3 separate regions of the Mus musculus genome follow, and regions 1 and 2 are each linked to region 3. A link is a loop called in an ENCODE intact Hi-C map of the cell type or tissue named here. Cell type or tissue: heart. All regions are shown on one strand.

Region 1 (8,000 bases), 130 kb after region 3:
TGATGAGAAACAACTGGCTAGCGGCATTTGACATTCCCTTCCCACAATCCTTCATCTGCCTTGCCTGGTGTCTGGTTCTGAGCAAAGGAGGGTCTGTTTAAGTCAGACCAGTTTTGTTCTTTGGCCCCTCGGGTTGATGCTGGACTGCCTATTCATAACATACATCCACAGATCCCCAGCCAGACTCCAGCTGATCTATGGGAGTGTCTGGCCAACATCCCTGCTCCGTTGACTTCCTCTCAGCATCCCCAGATCCCTCGCCTTCCTTTCAGACCTACACAGTTGGAAAGAATAAGGCAGGAGACTCCCTGTCCCCGTTGTCTAGATTCTGGTTTGATTTACTTACATACGGATATGGGTATTATGACACATGGGAAAGGGGGAGAAGGAACGGAAGAAGGGAGGGAGGAGGGGGAGATAGTATTGTTATCCAAGGCTGTGACAGTACACAGATACAGTACTGACCTGGGATAGGTAGGATATACAGTCCGATTTCCCAGTGACCCATCCCCCCCTCTCCACTCTTTCATCAAATATGCAGCGCCTCCTTAAGCGCCACCACTCCTTACATACAAGAAAATCCAGGAGGAAGACATTCAAAGCCACGGCTTCTCTCAGCTGTAACCCTTCTTCCTTCCTTCTGCCCAAGAAGGTCTGACTGAACTTGTAACCGGTCTCCACCCAGGGCCGGGCCCTCTGTGAAGGCATTGTGAAATCCCTTGCCAGCTGAGCCTGTGCAGACAGAATACCTGAGAGCCACTGCCAAAACAGGAAGGTTGGCGCCTCTCTGGGGGGAGCCTGGGGAGGATCAGCCACCCAGGTCTGCAGACAAGGGGCCAAGGGTGGCCGGGACCTTTCCCCAGGGCTCTCCACATTCTGATTCCTTCATTTGCCCAATTAACAGAGTCTCAAACCCTGCCTGAGGCCTTAGCCCGGTGCTGGGTGACACAGACGTGACAGTATCTATCCCTATCCCCCAGAGCATTCACGTTGTTGTGACAAGCCACCTAAGGGACAATTCCAGCAACTGGGACTCTTCTGAAGCCTCAGTCCCACTATGACATCCCAGCCGTGTGCCTCAGATCACTGTCAAAGCAAATGAGGGTTCTGAAGAGAGGGACCAGGTAAGGGCATCCAGGCAGGCCCAACTTCATCTCTCCCTGAGCATCCATGAGCTTCCAGATTCTGTCCCAGTGTCTATAACAAGAACTTGTCACACTAGCCCTCCGTGGTGAATGGCATCTGCTGAGATCCAATATAAATGAATGACCACACTCCTCAAGTCTAAATCATCCGCAATGCCTGCTTCCAAGTCACCCAAATGCTGCTCATTACCTTTGTCCACAGGGGTCACAGGGGTCACATCTTCGGCTAAACACACTAACATATATATTTAGTGGTAAAAGGGTACCAAGAGGATTTAGGACAGCAATAGGAATGAATGATCTGGGCTAGGCCAAAAACTCCCATACACTGGTTCATTTCAAGGATCCAATCATGAAGATAGAAGGAAAGAGAGAAGGGAAGGAAACCAGAAAGGGAGGCAAGTCAAGTATGGGGAGAGATAAAAGAGAAACAGAAGATAGGATAATGATGATGATGATGATGATAATAATAATAATAATAATAATAATAATAATAAAAACATCTTGGTGGTACACCTTTAATCCCAGCACTCAGAGGCAGAAGCAGAGGCAGGTAGATCTCTGAGTACAAAGTTAGCCTGATCTACATAGTGTTAATCCAGACCCAGCTAGAGTTACACAATGAGATGCTGTCTCAAAAATAAAGGCTATTCACCATGCCCCTTCTACCGCGGCCTCAGATCCCGCAGGCTTGCTACCCTGACCCAGCTGTGCTCCTTGCCCACTCTCAGCTGGCATCTTTGTCAGGGAACTATGCTAAGGAATGGCAGAAATGCTCACCCACGCTGAGGTGGGACTGCCCTCGGGCTCAATGCAGAGGACCAGTGTGGAGCCACCTGCTGTATCACCCCGCCTTCCAGGAAGAAGGCAGCTGCTGGAGAACCCAGGGGTGAGAGGCAGGCTACGTGGGGAGTGACCTCGGTGGCCTGACAATAAACCTGCCGGACTTTGGACCTGAATCTAGCACTTGTTGGCTGAGCTTGTCCGAGATCTCAGTTCCTAGTGGCACTGGGAGAGCATGTCTTTGTCACCACCCTGCCTGGTGTTGTTCACAGGCTTCTATTTCATCTCTTGTTTACCCCTCTAGGGGCTTGGCTCTGACCATCTGACCCCCACAAGAGAAGGCTGGCTGAGAACTCAGGCTCTCAGACCCTCTTGATCTGAAAGAATGGAAGCAGTATAGAGACCCTACCTCTACCTGATGGCACATGGCGCCTCTGAGGTCATACTAGCCAAGCCACTTACTACACAATCTAGGAAAATTGGACCAGCTCTTTGGAGTCTCCACTCCCTTGTCTATAAAGTGGGCATTGTTACCTCACGGCCCCCACTAGGTGTTTCAAGGGTGACTAGGATAATACATATAGAGTGTCCCTCTCCCCGGTTCCTCAAATACGTACATATGTACACACACACACAGCAAAGATCTGTGAGTTCAAGCCTTGGCTGAGCACCAGTCAAGTGAGAGGTTTGGAACAAAGATGGGCGCTATGCTCTCAGCACACTCCAGACCAATGGGTTAGGGGACTTTCTATCCCCAGGTTTCTGGGAGCAGAACACTGGGACCCATAGTCTTTGTCCCACACTACACCTCACTGCCCATCTCTGAAGAAGGCCATGCGGAAGCCTGTAGGAGCAGAGGACACCGGGCAGGGATCCCCAACCCCATGCAGTTTGAAAATACAGGTGGACAGAGGTCTAGCATTGAACCAGAGCTTAGGGTGTTCCCTGCTTCCCTCGGACTCTGCCAGCACTGCTAGGGGCAGGCAGGGCCATGGGGACCAAGGCTGGAATGAAAGTCAGGCCCTCATTGAAATAGTTCTCTGCCTACTCCCAGACTTTGCCTCTCTCTGCTGGACCAGCTGGGAGCTAGCTGCACAGCGGCGCTCTCAGAACCAACGTCCCCTCTCCCGGCTGCTGTTTCGGCATCTCTCAAGTAACCCTGCCCAGCCCTGTCCAGTGTCACTTGAGAGTGTGTGCATGACAGTCCTTGGTGAACAAAAACATAAACACCAGCTCTGGAGAAGCAATCCACACACAGGAGTGGGTGTTTCCTCCTAGGACTGTGGAAGGGAGAAGGGCTGAGTGAGCTGCCCTGGGGCGAGGTATCCTGCCCAGAGGTCCCGAGAGAACACAGACTGCAACTCCACACAGAGGCCACGGAGGGCACTGCAAGGCCGGCCCTCCAGGCAGGCCTTGCCCCACAGCCTGGAAACCACTTGGAGACAAAGCCTGCAGCGTTGGTGTCCACCACAAGGGGCAGGAGCTGGTTGGGAAGGTAATGCCACAGTGGTAACCTGGCCCCTGTTCCCGTTCCAGGACTGAAGCAGGGTGCTAAAAATGGGGTGCAAGACAGGGGTCTCACAGTAAGGGCATGGAGGCCTCCCTTATGGCGGCTACAGACTAGCCGACCGCTCCTGCAGGGACAAAAAAGGCCATGCAGTCTGGCTACCTTTCCTCGTGGGCTCTCTCCATGCAAATATGTACTGCCTGTCTCTGTAAGCCAGTGCTGAGCAATTCTGAAAGATCCAAGCCTTGTCCTTCTTAGCCACCATGTGGGCTGACTTCACACTCCAGAGGAGCAGCCAGAATGTTCGTGTTCACCCTGCTCCACAGGACAGAGCTCACGTATATACTATAAACCTAGGCAAAAGTCCATGCCTTAGGGCATAGGCCTTACACAGGAACCTAAGTCTGATAACTCAGATTTTTGCCTCTCTGCTAGACCAGCAAGGGGCTGACCGCAGAAGCCTGGGTTCCTAGAAATTACTCCTCTCTCCAGACTGCTGCTTCTGCGTCTCTGAGGTGGGAAGCAACCCTGCCCAGCATCTGTCACAGTGTGGTTTTGCTAAGTGGACATATTGTCAGGCTTCTTTCTAAATAGTGACACATATAGACCAGTGCTCCCTGTAATCTTGGTCAGAGACGCATAACTGGTCAAAGAGACTGAACTGATGACTGAGTGAGTCCTCGGTTCTAAATGGGACAGCTATGTGACCTCCATCCCACCCTCAAGGCTGAGACACCATCTCAGATGAGGCAGAAAGAATTGAAGGCCCCAGGTGTGGGGAGGAGCACTGTGGGTGGGGAGGAGCACTGTGAGTGTGGAGGAGCACTGTGGGTGGGGAGGAGCACTGTGAGTGTGGAGGAGCACTGTGGGTGGGGAGGAGCACTGTGAGTGTGGAGGAGCACTGTGAGTGTAGAGGAGTACTGTGGGTGGGGAGGAGCACTGTGGGCACTGTCCTCTGGACATGCCACGATCAATACACTCGGGAACCCACAGCAGCTATGGCCACCGGCAGAAGACCAGGCCAACACAGTCAGGAGTCACCACTCAACAGAAAGTAACAACTGGCTTCAGTGGGCTGCCAAAGCAATACAGAAGCCAGAGCGGATGTGAGGGTGGGAGGAAGATGTGTCGGGGATGTCTCAGGGTTGTTAGAAGGGGTCTTGGGGGTGGATATGACCAAGATATATTACTCACACATAAGAACTTGTCAGTGAAGAAAAGACAATTCTACTTTTAAGAGATAATTAGATTAATCCTAACTTTTAAAAGTAGAAAAATGGAGATAATGAATGAAGGGCCAGAGGGTGTTTGACTTTAATTTGAGATGGTGTGTAGACCATGGGAACTGGCAATATGGAAGCTGGGTTGGAGAACTCTAGGGAGGCAGATGAAGCAGGGCAACGGTGATGATGAAGAAATCCCAGAGTACTCACTGACAGCAGAGAACTGAGCTTCGTGCTCCCCTGATCACCAACAGTAGAGAACTGAGCTCTGTGCTCCCCTGATCACTGACAGCAGGGAACTGAGTTCCACGCTCCCCTGACCATATGAGGACTAGGAAGACCAAGAAGAGAGCAAAGGACTTATTTCACAGAATCAAGGAAAAATGGCTATTTCAAATAGGTACATGACCAATGTGCAAAATGGGTCATAGATAAAACCAGGCGTGACAAGATATGTCTTTAAGACCAGCAGCTGGGTGGTGGAGACAGGAGGATCAGAAGTTCCAGAGGATCCTTGGCTATAGAGTGAGTTCTAGTTCTGCCTGGACAGTGAGACCCTGCAAAAACCAAAACCCAAAACGAACAAATTAGCAAACAGGAATCAGAGTTGAGCAAAGGTCCTGTGGCGACCAAGAGCTCAATGGAAGCTCAGGAAGAGCCGTCTCAGCTGAGAGCAGAAGCAGGCAAGATCGCTGGAGCCTTTCCTAGCTCCCATGCTGTGACTCTGCCCTTCATCGGCCAAATACAAGACCCCAGCCTCACGGAGCAGCTTCTGCCTGCTGGATTCTGCCTGCTGGAGACCAGCCTATCCCAGGTCCCGCTGACTGACTCAGACACCACGCGGAGCAGTGCGCCATGGTCATGTGGGCTTGTCACAGAAGCTTGGCAAATGCCTGCCCGGATAACCAAGGGATTATGTTTGGCGGTTCACAGTTTCATTTTAAAAATGTAGAAACTAGCATTAAAATGTACCTCGTGTTACTTCATCTTCTAAAATACATTTTCTCTCTATTTGCCTGACTTTCATGGCATTATGATCGTTTTGGCATGAGACTCGTCTTATATACATGAAATATGAGTGCCCCCCCCAAGGCATTTTAGGGGCTTTGAGACAAATGTTTGAGAGTGTCATGTCTACACAGTCATGCTGTTCATCTTTGTACAGTCCCACACTGTGTCTTAGGGGGAGGTGTGTGCTAGGGAAAGACAAGACGGGAAAGAAAGAGGGACCCTTGCTGCCAGCCTACATGGCAAATAACCTGGTGGCCAGGGACAGAGGTGGTGAGGAAAGTCAGGACAAAGAGAATATGACACAGAGAGACATCCTGAGACAGAGGGATATAGCACACAAACGTCACACACACACACACACACACACACACACACACACACAGTTTAAAATTTTTTAAAAATTAAATGACAAACATTCAAACCTACTATCCAACTCTTGTAGTTATCAATTATTCCTGGGGATCATTGGCAAATGATCCCCAGATCCCTGGGATGCCCAAACCTGCAAATCCCACTAAATCCTGCTCTTTCCCACACACACCTATGATGAAGTTTAATTTATAAGGTAGGCCCTGGAAAAGACTAACAACAGCGAAACTGAATAATTGGGAAACTTATGAACTGTTTGTCAATTAATTTGATCAGTTAATTCTCCAGTTTTCCATTTAATATTTTTTGGTGGTAACCTAAACTGCAAAAATTAAAATTGTTTTTAAAGAAGGGTTGCTACAAGCTGGGCAGTGGTGGCGCACGCCTTTAATCCCAGCACTTGGGAGGCAGTGGCAGGCTGATTTCTGAGTTTGAGGCCACCCTGGTCTACAGAGTGAGTTCCAGGACAGCCAGGACTACACAGAGAAACCCTGTCTCGAAAAACAAACAAACAAACAAAGGAAGCTGGGTGGCTGTGGGGTACATACCTGTAACTCCAGCTCTCAGGATTTGAGGCAGGAGGATCATAAGCTCAAGGCTAGCCTGATAAAAGTTTGAGTTAAACACTACAAAATAGGAAAAAAATGTGGGTGGGAGGAAGACACTATAAAAGAAATAGCAATAACCCCCAAATTGAAGGTAACAAGCTGATAGATTTTTGTTGTTGTTGTTGTTGTTGTTGTTATTGTTGTTGTTGTTGTTGTTGTTGTTGTTTTAGGGGCTGGAGAGCCGACTCAGTGGTTAAGAGTACTGGCTGCTCTCCCAGAGGACCTAAGTTCAGTTTTCAGAACCCACATGGTGACTCACAACTATCTGTAACCCCAGCTCTGGGGGAATCTGTCGCCCTTTCCGGTATTCTATGGGCACCCACGTACATGTTCACAGATACACGCATATGCATAATTTACAATTTCCTTAATCAGAACAGCACAAATACCTGAGACTGTGGGGTGCGAGGCAGAGAAGCAAAATGTTGTCACAATTCTATTCCAAAGTATTTTCAACTTAGGATTTGTGATCCAATGTCAATCACTGCTGAAGGGGACCTACATTTTCTGGGACTTACAGGATAGGGTCCAGGACCTAGACAAAGAGGTAGAGTCCAGCATACCAGCTGGGACCCAGCAGAGATCACCTCTCCAGGAAAAGCAAGGCTGAAGAGACAGGCTCCATGAGGGGAGCCCTGGGACAGCACCAGCAGCATCTGGAAGCTCTGCAGAGCATTTTCTACGTGGAACTGGCCACAGAAAATAAAGCAAATCAAAGGTGATGCTGTGTTGGGGTGAGTGGTACCCCCAAAGGTATGTTTTCACCCTAGATCTAAGAACCTACAAATGTGATCTCGCGTGGGAAAAGGGGCTTTACAGACAGACCTAAGGATCTCCACAGGAGGTCAGCCTGGATTATCAGGCTGGCTCTATTTGTAGAGATGAGGTTATTTTGTTAAAATACTGACTACACAGTAAAAAGACAACAGGGCCATGTGAGAGAGAGAGAGGCGGAGACTAGAGTGACCAGGCACACCTAAGGGACAACTGTGCTCCCGGGAGCTGGAGGAGGGTTAGGAAAAAGTCTCTTCTAGGGATTTATTGGGACAGTGACCCCAAGACACTTTTGATTCAGACGTCTGGTCTTCAGAACTACATGAGGATAAACTTCTGTTATCTCTGTGGTTATAGCAGTTGGTTAAGGAAGGCTGAGGACCTAGCACTTGCAGTATATTTAATTTCAGGAAACTATACAAAGAAATAGAGTATATAGTTTAGATCAAAATGGATTTTTTATGGATGTATTACTCCTTTATATATATTTTTAAAGGACAGATGACATCAGGGGAAAGCCTCAATATCTGTAGCAAGTGTCCAGCATGAATGAAAAACTAAGCTGACCGTGCTCTGTGTC
Region 2 (8,000 bases), 110 kb after region 3:
AATAAATCTAGCCACTTTAGGTCTCTATGGAACCACATTTTTTTGTTTTGTCTTATAGTCCCAACTTATTGATATTACAGGCCAGAACATTGATCTGCCAACTGAGCTATGTCCCCAGCCTCTACCACAGTCCTTGTTTTAAAAATGCTTGTTTTAATTTTATTTATGTGGATACATGAGTCTATTCACATGGAGTTCAAATGAGGGCATGGGATCCCCTGAAGCTATAGATATTAGGAAGCTGCCGGATATGGGTGCCGGAAGCCGAACTTAAATCCTGTGACAGCAGGAACTCACTCCTAATCACACAGAGCCATCTCTCCAGCCCCTCACTCATAGTTGTTTGTTTGTTTGTTTGTTTGTTTTTCTAGACAGGGTTTCTCTGTATAGCCCTGGCTGTCCTGGAACTCACTCTGTAGACCAGGCTGGCGTGGAACTCAGAAATCTGCCTGCCTCTGCCTCCTGAGTGCTGGGATTAAAGGCGTGCGCCACCACACCCGGCTCAACCCACCCATAGTTCTTGAGGTGAAACATCCACTCTGGCACACCTCCACTCTACCTGGCCCACAATAGGTAGACCTCACAGTAAAATGGTAGACCAAATAGGACTCACAGTAAAATGACTCCTCTCATAGATCCCATGGGTACATCTCCTTCTCTGGCCCCTGCAGCACTCACTCTCAAGCTACTTTATTACAAGAACATCTGAGGTCTGAATTCTTCGAAGTATTTTAAATGTGTTGGTACATCAACCTAAACAACGTCTCTCAAGTGCCTTCAATCCATTTTGCTTCTTTGTCACCTTGAACAGCATATGTGAATGTACTAGCAGGCCTTGGAACTCTGAGACACAAGTGAAGCATTCTTGGCTCAGAGACACCCCAAATATTCCGCTTTGGCTTTCAGTCTTGTCCCCTAGAACTTGCTAGCTTGCATCACCTCACCCCCGCCACCACAGTGCCCCAGAGCTGAGCTTGAGAACAGAGCCCACCGTAGCTGCAGGCCTGGTCCACCCCCACCCACCATTGACCTCCCCTCCACAAAGGGAGCTCCCTCGGCTCCCAGGAGACTGTGCGTTTCTTCGGCTTCCAGGAGTCATAACTTCACAGGAAAAATATTCTTCAAGAGAATTATGAAGCTCCAAGATACACAGGGAGTCTTTGGGAGTCCGGTCCACACTTTCAAATCATCGTCAATTGCTTTCTCTTGGCTGAATATAGACTTTGTTCTGGCATATTAAATCCCAAGCACCGGGTTTCTGAATGGCTTGGCCTCCTCACAGCTGGTCCTCCCCTCTTCAACAAAAAGCAATAACAAGCTAAGTTAACTTTAGCTTACCCGCTGGCTGACCCCACAGACTAGTCTTCCTGAGGAGAAAACCAGGGCAGCCTTGGAGCTTGGCTCAGCCAGGCCAAGATGACGCACAGCTGAGCCAGGGCTGTGCACCCCGGGGCAGGCCAGCCCACAGCACATAAACACCTCATTCCACATGGTTCCTCTCCACCGCCTCCAAGGAGGTCTTAGAACTCGAAGGGTTTTGGGACCCTGGCCTGAGAGCTTTGCCTAGCCTGAGAGATTGCTTAGTCGGGTCGACTAGGAAGCCTTCTCTACCTCTTCCCCTCACATCTACAGGCTGAGAAAATTGGGCAAGGCAGAGAGAGGCCTCGAGGCTGCCTCTCCAGGGCCAATGAGAAAGGCAGCTCTAACATGTCCATAGCATATCTTTACGGTGGCGCAGAAGCATACACTAATACACAGCTTACCAGCAAAGACACTGACACACTCACAAGCATGCACTACACCCGAGCACACACATATACTGACGCACAGACATACACACACTCACACCTATACACGAGGGTATTTCATAAGCACGCATTCACACCAGACCATTCACAAATACACTTCTATGGGCACAGGAGCACGCGTGGGCACATTCATACTGACACACTCACACTGACACGCCCACGAGCACATTCCCTGGCACACACAATCCTGCTGCCCTGACCCTCTGCCCTGGAATAAGTCTAATTCTTAGCCTTTCTTGGAGAGATAATCTTAACCTTGAAAAGAACCTGTTGACGAAGATAATTAATGCTTTCTTGCAATCATATGAATGTGGGGAAAGATCTAAGTCTCTAACTATGGAGAACTGAGATATTTTAGATGTCAGTGAAGATGTTTGAAGTCGGACCTGGAGGCACAGACGTGTAACCCCCAGCCACGCAGGAGGCGAGAATTTTGATTGACAGGAGGAGAATGGGGCTGAGGTACAGCTCAGAGTGTCACTCTTACCCAGCATGCATGAGGACCCGTATCATAGCAAACCACCACAGTACTTAGTAGCGCAGAAAACTGACAAGCCATAATCTTATCTAATACCTAGCATGCTAATTAAAAATAAATAAATAAATAAAAACTTCCAATGTTTTAAATATTAAAAATAAACTTATACATGGAAGAAATATCTATGCCAGGCCTGGTAGTACATGCCTTTGAGTTTGAGGCCAGCCTGTACTACAGAGTGAGTTCCAGGATAGCCAGGGCTACACAGAGAAACCCTGTCTCAAAAAAAACAAAATATTAACTGTGGTTGTCTATATAAATAATTATGGCAATTCTTATCCTCTCTGTCTCTCCCTCCTCCCTCCTTGAGGCAGATCTATCTCTCCCTCCGTCTGTCTGTCCTCCCTCCTTGGGATCTAGCTCTTTCCCCCTCTTTGCTTCCCTCTCTTTCTTCATCTGCCCTTTCCCTCCCAAGATAGATTTGATTACGTAGCTTGGGTTGGCCTGGAGTTCCTGACCCACCTGGCTCCACCTCCCCAGTGCACAGGTTCCTGACATCTGCCATTAGACTCAGCAAGTCTTCTCCTTCAAATTTTTCCTATAAAATTCCTGCAGTTAAGAAAAAAAATTGAAGGCAATCTACTTATTATGAAAAAGTCGTATCTTTCAGGAAATGATCCCACGCGAAGGCCAAGTGTCTAGAGGGGCATCCCAAATGTGCCATCTTCTTTTCTTTCTCCCCGTGTATACTTGTCCTGCTTCCCAGAATGATTAGAATCGTTTACGAGAAAGTCATGAGTAAGAGAATAAATAGCATTTAATTAGGGAGGGGTATCACCCACAACACAGCCAGAGGGGTTCAGTAAGGTTCTGAAGTGAAATCTGAGGCTGTGGCCTTGAGTCTAGAATTTGGGGCCTAGGGAGATAATCTATAGTTTTTCTGACCAAGCTCATGGGGACAGGGCATTGGGCCTGGTTGCTTGGTCCCATATAGGCCATTTTTCTCTCAGATGAAAAGGAGTATCTGAGACTGGCCTTATTACACACACAAACACACACACACACACACACACATACACACACACCTCCTAAGCCTGTTGACGCTTGCTCATTCTGATTCCCTCTCAGGATTTGTAATAAATATCCTGGGACAGCTCAGACTGAGGCTTGTCACTCTGCCTCCCACACAGAGCAGTCCTCTTCAGCTTCAGAAACCGGTGTCTCCCTCGGGCAGACTTCATCTGGGAAAGGCAGGCATGTCCTGTGGAGCACCACAGGTCAGAGGCACCGAGTAGGGTTGATAGAGGCCCAGCTGAGAGGATAGCCAACCCTGCTGGGATTCCAGGTCTGTCTGCATTCAAGACTCCCCATGCACTATGTTTGGGGCTTCTGTTTTTGCAGGTCTAGGGTTCGAGGCAAGTGCCCTAGCCTTGAGCTACACCCCCAAACAAAGCTTGCTTCCTGACACCCAAATGGTAACTGCTTGCTGCAAAAACTGGGTCCTGTCAGCTGCCATCTCCAAGCCTAAGTGCCTGGGATGCTGAGAGCCTGCAGCTGCTGCCTGTGAATGCGCCTGGGCTTGACCTGAACATCTGCTTCTGAATCCACCGAGTAAAAATACTCCAGGGCCCCTCTGTGCTGTGTACTTTTAAAGACCAAAAGCAGAATGGGGGAGGGGTGGGAGAAACAAATCCTCACAGGCCCAGGCAGGAAGAGGCAGAGGGATGCCCTTGCAGGCCTGTGTGTAGAAAGACCTAACTTCTCCCCAGATTCCGGTCACTCCCCTGAAGTTGTCAGTAGGCTGTAGTTCTTGGGGGCTTAGTGTTACCTCCTCAGGGGGGTGCAGACGGAAGGTCTCCTCTTCCCGTGGTAAATGCCTTTAGCGGTGATGTAAGAATCGTTGATCTGGGTTTGGGTACCAGTTGCCCAGGCTCACAGACCTAGCCACGCGGTGGCTGCTGGGAAACACCCTGTGGCATCTGTAGTGTAAGTACTCACCCAGCCCGCTACACACACAAACCCTGGTGAACTGAGTACGGGCAGCTGAGCCCTTGGTGAGGGAGTCCCGTTGTGACTGTGGACTAACTTAGAAAATGAGGCTTCTAAAAACGTTGCTGGTGTTGCTGCTGTGGGTTGTGGGCTGCGGGCTGCGGGCGGAGCTTCCCGCATCACCCGCTTTCTTCTGAGCTCAGGTCCCCCACCCTGCAATCAGTTACCGGTGACCAGGGACCAGGGACCAGCCAGACAAGCCTTTCCTGGGAAGGGACAATGAGAGAGTCTGGTCCAACCAGGAATAGAAAGAGTGGAGGAAGGGCTTGGAGAGAGGAAGGGAGGCAGCGGCGCCCCCCAGACTGAGGGAGGGTGGGGCCTGAGAGATCACAGGAAGAGTCACTATGCAAGGAAAAGGAAAGGAGAGGCCGAGGTTCTGGGAAAACACAGGCACCAAAACAGCCCCGAAGGGAGGGGCGCGAGGGACACTGGCAGGGGAAGGGAAGGCCACCAGGGCTCAGCACGCTGAGATCCTCAAAGAAGAAGGAAATACAGTACAGTCACTGCCGGAAGTACTACTCGAGCCTCCAGCAGCGTATGGCCGGTCCTAAGCCCCCGCCCCAACCCCCTCAGATGTGGAGTTGGACTGACATCCATGAGAGCCCAGTGTCACACTACCTGTCATCCTCTGGGGACAGAGACTCGGGCACATCTAAAATAGCCTGACAGAGGGGTGAGGAAAAGGAGTGTTCAAAGAGTGCCCATCTCACAGCGGCAACAAGGGGCAAGAGGCGCTTAGCAGCAGGGACCCTGTCAGCCTGGGCTTTAGCATTATCATCTGCCCCACTCTGGGATCCTGATCACAGGGAGGCATGGCCTGGGGAGAGATCCCAGCTGGGTTCCTCTTGCCTGGGCATTGGGTGTGAGATCTAGTCCAGGCATAAGACTGCCCCGAAGCTCCTGCCCTGCCACTGGGAACCAGCAGATGACAACCAGCATCACCAACGCAGCTACAACCTGTCTAGGGCCTTGAATGGTTTTATCTTCCACGGTTTTGGGTCAACAGTGATTTGTGGTTTTCCTGAGTGCAGATAATGAGAGATGAAAAGAGGGAAGAAGGGCAGGGGTATGGTCTGCTTGACTGGGCCATTTTTAAAATTTGTATTTTTTTTAATTCTCATACAATATATTTTAATCATATTCTTTTCTCTATCTTAATTCTTCCCCACAACCAACTTTGTGTTCTCTCTCTCTCTCTCTCTCTCTCTCCCTCTCGCTCTCTCTCTCTCTCTTTCTCAATAAAACACAAAAACAAAATAAGGAAAACAAACAAAACCACAAAATCAAAACAGATAAAAATAAAGAAAAAAATCAGTAAGACAAAAAATACCACAATAAAACAAAAAGTACACACACGCAAACCAAGACCACAGAGACTTTTATGTTGTCCAATAATTCCTGGGCATGAGGCCTACCTAGAATGTGGCTGATATTCCTAGTGACACACCATTGGAGAAAACTGGGTTGTTGTTGTTTTGTTGTTGTTGTTGTTGTTTCTTTCCCAGAAAGTAATCAATTACAAACAGCTCCTGGTTAGGAGTGGCGTTTGGTACATTCCCGTGTGTGACACTGCTACCATGCTCAAGAACCTGAGGCTTCCTCGGTCATGGTCCCTAGCGAAAACATAACACTATTATTCTGCTAAAACAATAACAACAACATAGCAATAAAATGACACCTTGCTATATCCACAGATCAGAGCATCGCTCCATCCAATCAGAGAAGCCTCTTCCTACAGTAGATGAGAGCCAACGACAAGAAGATCCACAACTGGACACCATCCAGAGAGTGAGAGGCTCTGGAACACTGTGTCCTAAATGGGATATCTTTATCAAACGCCTCCGTCCAAGGTTAGGAGTTCTATGAAGAAGAGGATGTGGGCAGATTGTAAGAGCCAGAGGTGGTGATGACTCCAGAGAAACATCATTTTTTCAGACCCCACAGGATGCACACGTAAACTTACAGAGACCGAGCCACTTTAACCACGAAGGACACTAGTGTGCAGGACAGAAGCAGAATATTTAGAAGACGCAAGAGTCAAACGAAGAGAAACCCCAGATACTGCCAAGGCCATATATGATGGATTCCCCCTGCCCAGGACAATTAGAGGTGTCCAGTAAGAGTGTTTTGAGCTGGATGTGGTGGGGCTTGCCGGGGACCTCAAACTGAGGCAGGTGCTTGAAGAGTTCGAGGCTGGCTTCAGAGTAAGAGGTGGCCTCAAAGAAAATCCTAAAAAGGATAGACCATATCCAGTGTGTACAGCTAATGGGCCTGCAGAGAAGAAAGAGGAGATAGGACAGGTTTGAAAGAGGCCCCAGGGAACTCTGGGCAGTGAGCTGGGAGCAGCCCTCAACCTGCACTCTAGCCTCATCCCTGGTAACTTTGGTCGTTCGAGGAGGGGTTGTGGAGGAGTGAATGAGGTCTCCAAGTCTGAGACTCCACCCAGAGAGAAAACATGAAGAGAGGGCTGGACATTCAGCAGGGGCCAGAAGGGAAACGTGAAATGGGGCTGGGCCTGCAGGGTCCACCCAGATTACCCAAGGAAAGCAGCCTGGAGCCTCCTCTGTCCCTGGGGAAGGCCTCCACCCTGAGCGGGACAGGCTGCCAGGAAGCAGTAACACCCCCACCAACCCCCCCCCACACACACACACACATACACACACACACATACACACATTCTCGCATCCAAGGGGATGAAGGGCCAGAGGAGGAGGGGTAGATGCTCTGCTCTGATGGGGGAGTGACTAAGTGTCCAGCAACTGAACCCTTGCCACCTCTACACTCTGAAAGAGCAGCCTGGTTCCTCTGAGCTGAGCATTCTTCCTTGTGGAAGGGAAGCTGAACGTTTCCTATTGCAAGATGGCTTCTAACAGCCAAATTGTGCCTTCTATGACCAATGGCCTCTGTTTTTAAAAGTACTTGGGGGCTGGAGAGATGGCTCAGTACTGACTGCTCTTCCAGAGGTTCTGAGTTCAATTCCCAGCAACCACATGTTGGCTCACCACCATGCGTAATGAGATCTGACTCCCTCTTCTGGGGTGTCTGAAGACAGCTACAGTATATTTATGTATAATAATAAATAACCCTTTGGGCCAGAGTGAGCAGGGTTGATTGGAGCCAGCAGAGGTCCTAAAAATACAATTTCCCAACAACCACATGAAGGCTCACAACCATCTGTACAGCTACACTGCATTCGTATACATAAAATAAATAAATAAATCTTTAAAAAAAAAATGCCAGAAATGAGGACAAAGCCTGACTTGGGCTCTAAGAAGAAAGCGTCACCTTAAGGAGAGGAAAGCAGTAGCTACTGGGGCAGCCAAGCTTGTGCCAGATCCCATGTGGAGTGCTGTCCCAGCTGGACATTTAAGCTGTCAACAGCCTGGCACATTTTCTCAGTGAGGTAGGAATCCCAGAGAGAGGGGCCCAGGGCAGATTCTAACACTGTGCTGGCTTCACAACTATCCCAAGGATGCAGGGAGACCTGGCAGGGAGCCAGGAGCTCCAGGGGCAACTAGGGCCCTGCTTTGGGGACTAGAGAGGTCCCACCCACTGTGGCCCCAGATTCCCCCACCCACCCCCCACCCCCAGAGGCCTGGCCTGTGTAACTCTCAGCCTGAAGGATTCCCTGAGAAAGGAAAAGCTGGCCTCTTATCTCCTGGGGT
Region 3 (8,000 bases):
TATGCATAAGCAAACTGAGCCAGACACGAGAGGACCAACCCTGTATGGTTCCACTCGTGAAGTACTTAGAATGAAAACTTCATCGAGACAGAAAGCGGGCCAGAGGTTACTTGGGGCTTGAGGCCAGGGACGATTACTTAAGAGTTTCTGTTTAGGATGAGAGATCTCTGCAGATGAATGTGACGGGTGCAATCACATTGTGATTGTTGACTGGAACTTGGAAATGGTCAAAGCGGTAACTTTTATGATGGGTATATTTAGCCGCATTGAAAACCAGAACATATATTTTTACTGAACACCAGCCATAGGCTACAAGGATGAGTCAGACAGGGAGAGCTGCTGTAAGGGCTGAGCTGTGTAAATAAGTCAACTGAGTCCCTCTGGGGTGTGAGAAGCTCAGCGAAGCAGAGCTGGTGCCCCTGGGAGTTTGCAAGGCAAAACCTGGGGCTGGAAAGCCTTCCTTCTGCCCAGAGCTGCCGAGGCCCTCCCCAGGAGGAGTCTCCTGGCCTTCCCCTTCCCAGGAACTCTTCAAATGAGGGGGATTTCAGACAGGATGGCCAGAGGTGGGATACTCTCAGGGCAGGCAGGAACCTGGATGTGTGTGTGTGTGTGTGTGTGTGTGTGTGTGTGTGTGTGTGTGTGTGTGAAAGTGGTTGTAATCTCCCCAGAAAGGCCTGCTCGGCCACTCCAGGCTGTGTTTTGAACTGCTGCTGCGGATGTAATGATTTTGGGTGGAGGACATTTGGGAGCCAAATGAGTTTGTGTGAACAAAAGACTCAGCCGTAAATGTGGATAGTCCAGGACTCCCAGGAACCTTTGTTTCGTTCCTTGTTCTTATCCTAAAAGGAGAAGCCCTAAGAAAAATCACACACATCACAGAGCCTTTGGACGTAGGTCTGAGGATGATTTTTTTTTTAAAGTCCCTTGGGGCAGGCTCTATTGACGAAGAGTGTCAAGTTGAAAAGGCACACCACCCTCGCTGCCCATGAGGGCCAGTCTTTGTCAGCTGTTCACTACCGTGTCCTTTCCTCTCAGGAAGAGACAGATCTGGAGATCTGAACTCAGTCAGGCTAGGACAAGGACTAGCCTGGAGTTGTAAGACTAGGGTCAGCCTCCCAGAAACAGAACTGGCCAGGAGGGGCCCTTGAGGATCACGATGGAGGGAAGTAGCCTACTCGGTCAGGAGAAAAGCAACTCATGGGACTGTGTGTGTGTGTGTGTGTGTGTGTGTGTGTGTGTGTGCACACGCACGCGAGCACGTGTGTGTCCTCAAGAGAAAGTCCTGGGATCGAGGGCCAGAAGACTCCCACTCAGTTAAATAAGAACACATAAAAGCTTTCTGCAATGGGTAGTCTACCTTGTTTTGGAAGGGCACCTATCCTTGCATTTTCTCTGCCCCTCTCATCCTTTGAAAAACACATGAAAAGGCTGCTGGCAGAGGCTCCTCAGCCAAGGGGGACCCCTGGAAGGACGCCGAGTCTGGCAGCCTGTGCCATGCCTGGCCAAGAGCTGAGGAAGGCACAGGGCAAGAGCAGGCCTCTGCTCCTGTGTGTTCCCTGTGTTAGCTCACACCCAGAGAGGAAGCTGTGGCAGGGCTCCACCAAAGGAGACCTGCCAGGTTAGTGAAACAATGAAGAGGCAAGGCAAAACATCCTGGTTCCGAGGAGGAAGAGGGGGAGAGAGAGGAGGGCCGAGAAGGGGCAGGAAGAAACTGCCTGGGTGTGAGCGGGACCTGGGGCTAGGGTTTCCAACATTTACACAGCCCTTGTGGGGAGCTTTTCTAAGTTCTGCAGCTAACGTATTCCTAGACCTCTGTGAAGTGGCTCTGGCCTCCAGGGAATGGTAGAAATCTAATTTGTTTATGCTTGTTGGAAAATGAATGGAGTAGACCCTGGTAGACACAGGGTTCAGGAGGAGGCGGGAAGGGGGTTGGGGAACAGAGTCATCAGCTCTCTCTGGGACACACCCCCCCCACCATGGACCCCGACCAGGCATGATTCTTTATTTATATTTTTTGAGACAAATTCTCTCTACATAGCCTGAGACAAGGTCTCTCTAACTAGCACTGGCTGTCCCGGAACTCACTCTGTAGACCAGGCTGGCCTCGAACTCATATGGATCTTCTTGCTTTTACTTGTCGCAAGCTGGGACTAACAGCATGTGCTGCCACACACAGCTTGCTAAGAAGTTTCTTTAAGAGGAGTGGGGAGGTCACACTTCCATCAAATAGGACCAACAGGTTTCCCCTAGGTGGGCTCCAAGGGTGGGTCACCAAGGACACTGGGATCTAGACAGGTTTTATAGCCCAAAGGAGGATGCTGCTCTGTGTGGCCCACAGATGAGGGGAGCCTGTGTTCCACTGGGACTTGCAGGGAAGAGGATGGCGGCAAGGAGCGAGGAAGAGTTGGTGGATAACTACTGGCAGGTGAGAGAAGTCAAGTACAGAAATGATGGCAGTTCAGATGGGTGGGAGATGGAGGAAGGGCCACCAAGAGCAATTAGGGGAGCTGGGTAGAAGGGATGTCACATCGCATCTGTAACTGCTACCTGTGGGTTTAAACCTGTGACCATCTGGCAGCTAGCAGAAGGGACAGGCCTGAGCTACTGAGAGGAGTGAAGCTCAGAGAAGGCAGGTGAAGGCAAGCTGCCCCCTCCATCTTTGCCCTATAGAGTCTATAGGCCTGAAGACCGGTGGAGCTCTCCCTGCCTAGCATGTCCTATCTGCTTTCCTCCTGCCTTCTAGCAAAACCTGGCTGTTTCTTAGAACCAATTCAGAACTAACCGCCTCTCCAGAGCCTCGTCCCATTGAGAGACAACACCAGAAGCACCCAGAAATAAAGCTCTTCTCCCTTAGGGCCACACGTTTGCCCTGGGAGACAACTTTCACCAACCTGACCACATTCCGACTCTCTGGTCGCAATCCCATGGCTCTTTTCAGAGATTCTACAGCTCACAGGCGGTACTGCCCAAACAACCCCTGGGGTTAAGCTGGAGGCGGCCCGAAGGCCAAGGGAGATGTGAAGGATGCCTCTCTTGGAGGGAGAGAGGGACAGGGAGGACTGGTCACAGCAGCCAGAGACAAGTGAAGGGACAAAGGGACAGAGCATTTAAAAAGGCCGCTGACATTGACTACAAACATTCCTTTTCTCCTCTTCCTTTCCGACTGTCTCCTCATCCTGCCATGTCAACCTTCATGAAGCCCTGCCTTAGACTAACAGTCTGATACAGCATTAATAATAAACAGTGTGTACATGTCTACAAAGCATGCCCATGTGGTTTTATTTCAAGCTTATAACCATGAAATCAACAGGATGGGTTCTGTTATCTCTGTTTTACAAATGTGGGGGCAGGTCCAGAGCAAATGATACGCCGGAGGTCTTCATTCACAGTACTGTGTTTATGGGTGCCATCATAGTCACAATTGTTAAGGAGTGTGAAAGATATTAATGGCCTCATTAAAATTTTTTTAAAAATACATTTACCTTTTTTTTAATGTGCAATGGTGTTTTGCCTGCATGTATGTCTATATGAGAGTGTCAGATCTTGGAGTTATAGACAGTTGTAAGTGCCATGTAGGTGCTGGAATTTGAACCCAGGTCCTCTGGCAGGACAGTCAGTGCCCTTAACCACTGAGCCATATCTTCTGCTCCTAATAGCCCCATTTTTAACATAACCCTGAGACACTAAGAAGCAGCCTGCTCCCGCCCCTGCCCCCACTCCCCACCCCTCGGCCACATGGCTAGACAGAGAAGGGGCTAAGACCCATGTCAGAGTCCTCGAGCCACCGTTGCCATCTCTCTACGGGGCCACCACACACAACAAACAGCACTCTATGACCACAAGGCAAGCCTGTACTATAAATAATTTCCTACAAGCCACAAACCTCACCTATGAGGGTATGAGCCTCTTCAGAGAAGTCTCATCGGGACAACACTTAGGCCAGCATTTCTGTTACTGCTCATGTGACTCCCCAAAGTCTGACAATGTTTAATATATGCACACACCAAAACAGACATGCACATATGCACATAATTAAAAATGAAATACACATGCTTAAAAGAAGGACCCGCCAGAGGTTCCCACCTAGGAGAACGCCCATTGCACACAGAGCGGCAAACCTGCTCCTCAGAGGTTTATTACTGCACAACCCCACCTCACGTGACTGTTTTCTTCCCATCCCATTCGCTTCCTATGGGATCATCCCATCCCATCTCAGAGGTCCCAGGCAGGGATGGCTGCACTGAGCTTTTCTGGCTTTGAATCTGGCTCTTTCTGCTCTGTTTAAGGCTAAGGGTGGAGAGTTCTAGGGATGAGATGAATGAGAATGGCAGAGCTCTGGAATAGAGGAAGGCCAGCGGTCTCTAGGATGCAGACTTGAGCTTCTTGCTCTTAGAACTGGTACCCAGTCCGCTAAAACACCCAGTGGACGACTGTGTGCATAGCAGGATGCTATCAACAGTGTCTGTGCTGATTGTATTTCATCAACCGGACACAAACCTAGACACACCTGGAAAGAGGAGATGTCAAAAGAACTGCTTCCATCAGACTGGGCTGATCAAAAGAACTGCCTCCATCAGACTGGGCTGATCAAAAGAACTGCCACCATCAGACTGGGCTGGTCAAAAGAACTGCCTCCATCAGACGATGGGGTTGTGGACAAGTGTATAGGAGCATTTTCTTGATTACCATTTGAGGTGGGAGGACCCAGGTTACCTGTAGGCAGTGCTGCTCATAAGGAGGTGTTTTGGGTCATATAAGGAAGCAGGCTAAGCAAGCCCAGGCCAGCAAACCAGTGAGCAGCACTCCTCCACAGTCTGTTTCAGTTCCTGCCCTGACTTCCCTCAGTGATGGACCATAAGATGTAAGATGAAATAGACCCTTTCCTCACCAATGTGGTTTTGACCCAAAACAGCAGAAACCAAAGTAAGACAGTGTACCCAGTGCAAACAAGCCCTAGTTTCAGCAGCAGAAGAACTTCTAGTATTTATAGTGCTTTCCTGCTGGGCCCAGAGCTGGGGGCTTGACAGGGCAGATGGCCCATATACTCCCTGGGAAGGGCTCTTTAATTGCCCACTTAAGAGATGAGAAAACAATGGTACAAAGAAGCGAAACCTTCAAAGTCCCATAGTTGGCAAGTGGCTGCCACTGAGCTTGGACACCAGCTGGGGTCGATGCCAGTAAAGGTAGCAGGACTCTAGTCACACACTGGAAGTCTTACTCTATGGTGACAATAAATGCCATGGTGGCTCCAGAGGCTCTAAGAATGAAGCCTATTCCCCAAATGAAGTTACTCCAACCCCTCCCACTTCCCAGGGAGAGAAAACAGAGGCTTTAACCCTGTCCAAAGCTCATCCCTCCAGGCAACAGCCCAGCACTCTCTTCTGCGCACTTTTTACTCTTTCCTGAAACTCCGGATGCTTCCAAGGATGGTGGTAGCAGGATACCCCTGAGCGCCGAGTCACACTACTCATCTTCCTCCTTGGCCTTTACCTCCCAATCTACCAGAAACACTGAGGAGACATACGTCAGCTTACCAAAGCCACTTCTTCACCTCCAGAAGCCCGGCTCCTTCCTCACACAGAGATATCCCAGGATTCCTGAGCAAGATCAGAGCACCCCTTTACACCCTGCCCCCTAGCCCCAACAGTCCCAGGAAGGAAAAACACGGAGATAGCCCATGTTTCTCCTGTGTTATCTCACCTGTATGCTTTCCTCAAGAACTCCACGTGATCAAAAGGTAACATAATGCTACTAAGTTCAAGGACCCTAGAGCTGAAATATAAAGCAGAAAGAACTCTTCTGTTTTTAGCAGCCTCTGTGGATTTAGCAGATGGTCTTTTATTTCCCTAAGGGATCTGGTAGTCCTAGCCCTACAGCATGGGGTACAGCCCTGCTACAGTCCCTCTAGGGCATGCAAAGGAAGTGTGACCTTGTTCCAGTTTTCCTGGCCCTTCAGGATCCAGTCCTCACAGCCAACCTGCCTTCCTTCCAACACTGACATATTAATGCATTTGTGATGGGGGAGCTACAGGAAGGGACACCTGTGTCAAGCCTCTAAGATAGAGTAAGACAGGAGTAAATTTCGCATTTACACACACACACACACACACACACACACATTCATGCATGCACACACGCACTGACTACTGGTTATGATCGTGTGATCCTAGTACTTGGGAAGGTAAGGGGGCAGGATCCCAAATTCAAGGCCAGCCTGGGTTACATAGTGGAACGCTGCCTCAAAAACAGCAAAGCAAAAGAAAACACTGCTCTGAGAAGCAAGCGGACTTAGTTAGCATCAGAGTCTAGAAAGGTAGTAGTGTCGCCCTGCAGAGCTATTAGCGGTTTTAAGGTAAGAATCGGGTGACCTGAATCACACTTTAAGAAGATCACTGTGGCTTTCCTGAGCATCCGTTAGTGGGAAAGAGTGGATGGGGTGAACGGAAAGGGCAAGGGAGACACAGAGGGCAGAGTCCTGGTGTATTTCAGAAGCACAATCAGCCTGTAGAAGGCCAAGGAAGAAGACATGTAGAGGGTGACATCGGGCTTCTGGGTTAAGTAGGTGGGTGCTGCTCCTGACATGGGTGGTCGGCTTGCAGGGGAGAATCAGCGGGCACTAGATCTTTCTGATCATCGCTTCTCGGCCTTTTGGCTAAGATCAAGTGTAGATCTTTCTGATTGTCTTTCTCCATTTCACTGACCAATCTGCTACAGGGATACCACATCGGATGCCACCCACACTCACCATGCCACACGCAGGCTTCACTTTACACCCTACCCGTCCCAACTAAACAGCTCAAATAAAACGGAGTGGTAGCTGCCCAGCCACTTCCTCCCCAGTCTCCCTGCTCACGCTAACCTGGATCTAACAAGGGCAAAGGATGTGTCAGCAGAAACGCGCTAGCTTATTCTCACAGGTAGAGGGAGAGCCTCCAGGTTTCATGGCTATCCTGAGTATGGTATTGAAGTGTTCTTCCGACCACAGCCAGTTTCCAAACCACCCCACTTCCCACTGTGCCTCCCCGCCCTGGCTGGTGCCTGGGTCACTGCTTCTTCCTCTTGTCATCTAGACTGGGTGCTCACCACCCAGGCAAAGCTAGCTTCCTCTTCCTATGTGGCTTCAACAACTGCCCTTCCAGGCTGAACCTGACCTGGCTTCTCTCTGGGTCAGGTCCCTACTATCAAGGCACTGCAGAATTCCTCTGCTAGGACCTGCTGCCTATGGGTCTTTACAGTGAAAAGCTGCAGCAGGAGACACCTCCTTACACTGAAGAACAAGTCCTCTTGATAGCCTCCCCTCCCCTCCCCTCTTCTCTCTTCTCCTCCCCTCCTCTCCCCTCCCCCTCCTCCCTTGCTCTCCCCTCCCCTCCCCTCTTCTCCCCTCCCAGCATCTCCTTGGCTGGCAGCCTTGGGCTCTCCTGTTGTCCCCCTGAAAGGCCTTTGTCTCTCTCACCCTCCATTTCCCACAGCCTCTACTCCAGCCCTGTCCTGATTTTAGCCCATTCCCCCAAACTCAAGGATTTAATACTTCTTAGCCTTCCTCCCACAAGCTCCGGAATACCTTCTGGGCTGAAGTGAGGCAGAGACCTGCCAGGGGTTGTCAGCAAGGCCCATCTCCAGGCTCAAGTAAACATGAACACACAAAAGACACTGGTCTCTTCCCTAAGGCCACGAAGGCTTGTGGCTCCATTACATGGACAGGGCAGGATTCTAAGGCCCTTCTGTAACAGCCTTAGCTCCCTTCCCAGGCTGTGGTCTATGATAATTTCGAAATCCCAATTCACATCCCCACATCTTCTCTCCTCTGGCCTTGACTGATGATAACCTCTACGTAGAGTCTTGAGCTAATATGGAACCAGCCTAGACGGCTGTCAATAGGAAGCAGATAAAGAAAAGGTGCTGCCTATCTACGTACATATGTATTCAGCCAAGGAGAATGAAGATACTCCAGAGGCATGCACGGAACTGGAGCGCACATAGAGCGCTATGAGCCAGACTCA

Evidence for each region. A loop is a pair of places that touch in the nucleus more often than their neighbours do. Peaks named below come from ENCODE experiments on the same cell type or tissue, not always from the same donor. Only the 100,000 strongest peaks of a DNase experiment are listed, where the experiment ranks them.
Region 1: a loop joins it to region 3, with 2.3 times the contacts of the local background. A loop is called at or near these places in 10 of 42 quality-filtered maps.
Region 2: a loop joins it to region 3, with 2.0 times the contacts of the local background. A loop is called at or near these places in 7 of 42 quality-filtered maps.

What each region holds. Positions count from the first base shown.
Region 1 is chr16:33,555,795-33,563,794 of GRCm38, reverse strand. All of the region lies in intron 4 of Slc12a8 (solute carrier family 12 (potassium/chloride transporters), member 8), which reads right to left. Among named protein-coding and RNA genes, the nearest start is that of Slc12a8, 42 kb to the right of the region's middle. In heart, a CTCF peak has its summit at 3,389; DNase peaks (open chromatin) are centred at 734, 2,334, 3,304 and 4,444; H3K4me3 peaks cover 570 bases; H3K27ac peaks cover 2,886 bases.
Region 2 is chr16:33,580,871-33,588,870 of GRCm38, reverse strand. The region is part of intron 4 of Slc12a8 (solute carrier family 12 (potassium/chloride transporters), member 8); the gene reads right to left. Among named protein-coding and RNA genes, the nearest start is that of Slc12a8, 67 kb to the right of the region's middle. In heart, a CTCF peak has its summit at 4,793; DNase peaks (open chromatin) are centred at 1,360, 4,670, 6,840, 7,910 and 3 weaker places; H3K4me3 peaks cover 1,416 bases; H3K27ac peaks cover 5,813 bases.
Region 3 is chr16:33,690,578-33,698,577 of GRCm38, reverse strand. All of the region lies in intron 1 of Heg1 (heart development protein with EGF-like domains 1), which reads right to left. Among named protein-coding and RNA genes, the nearest start is that of Heg1, 10 kb to the right of the region's middle. In heart, a CTCF peak has its summit at 4,426; DNase peaks (open chromatin) are centred at 487, 1,097, 1,667, 7,037 and 3 weaker places; H3K27ac peaks cover 3,544 bases.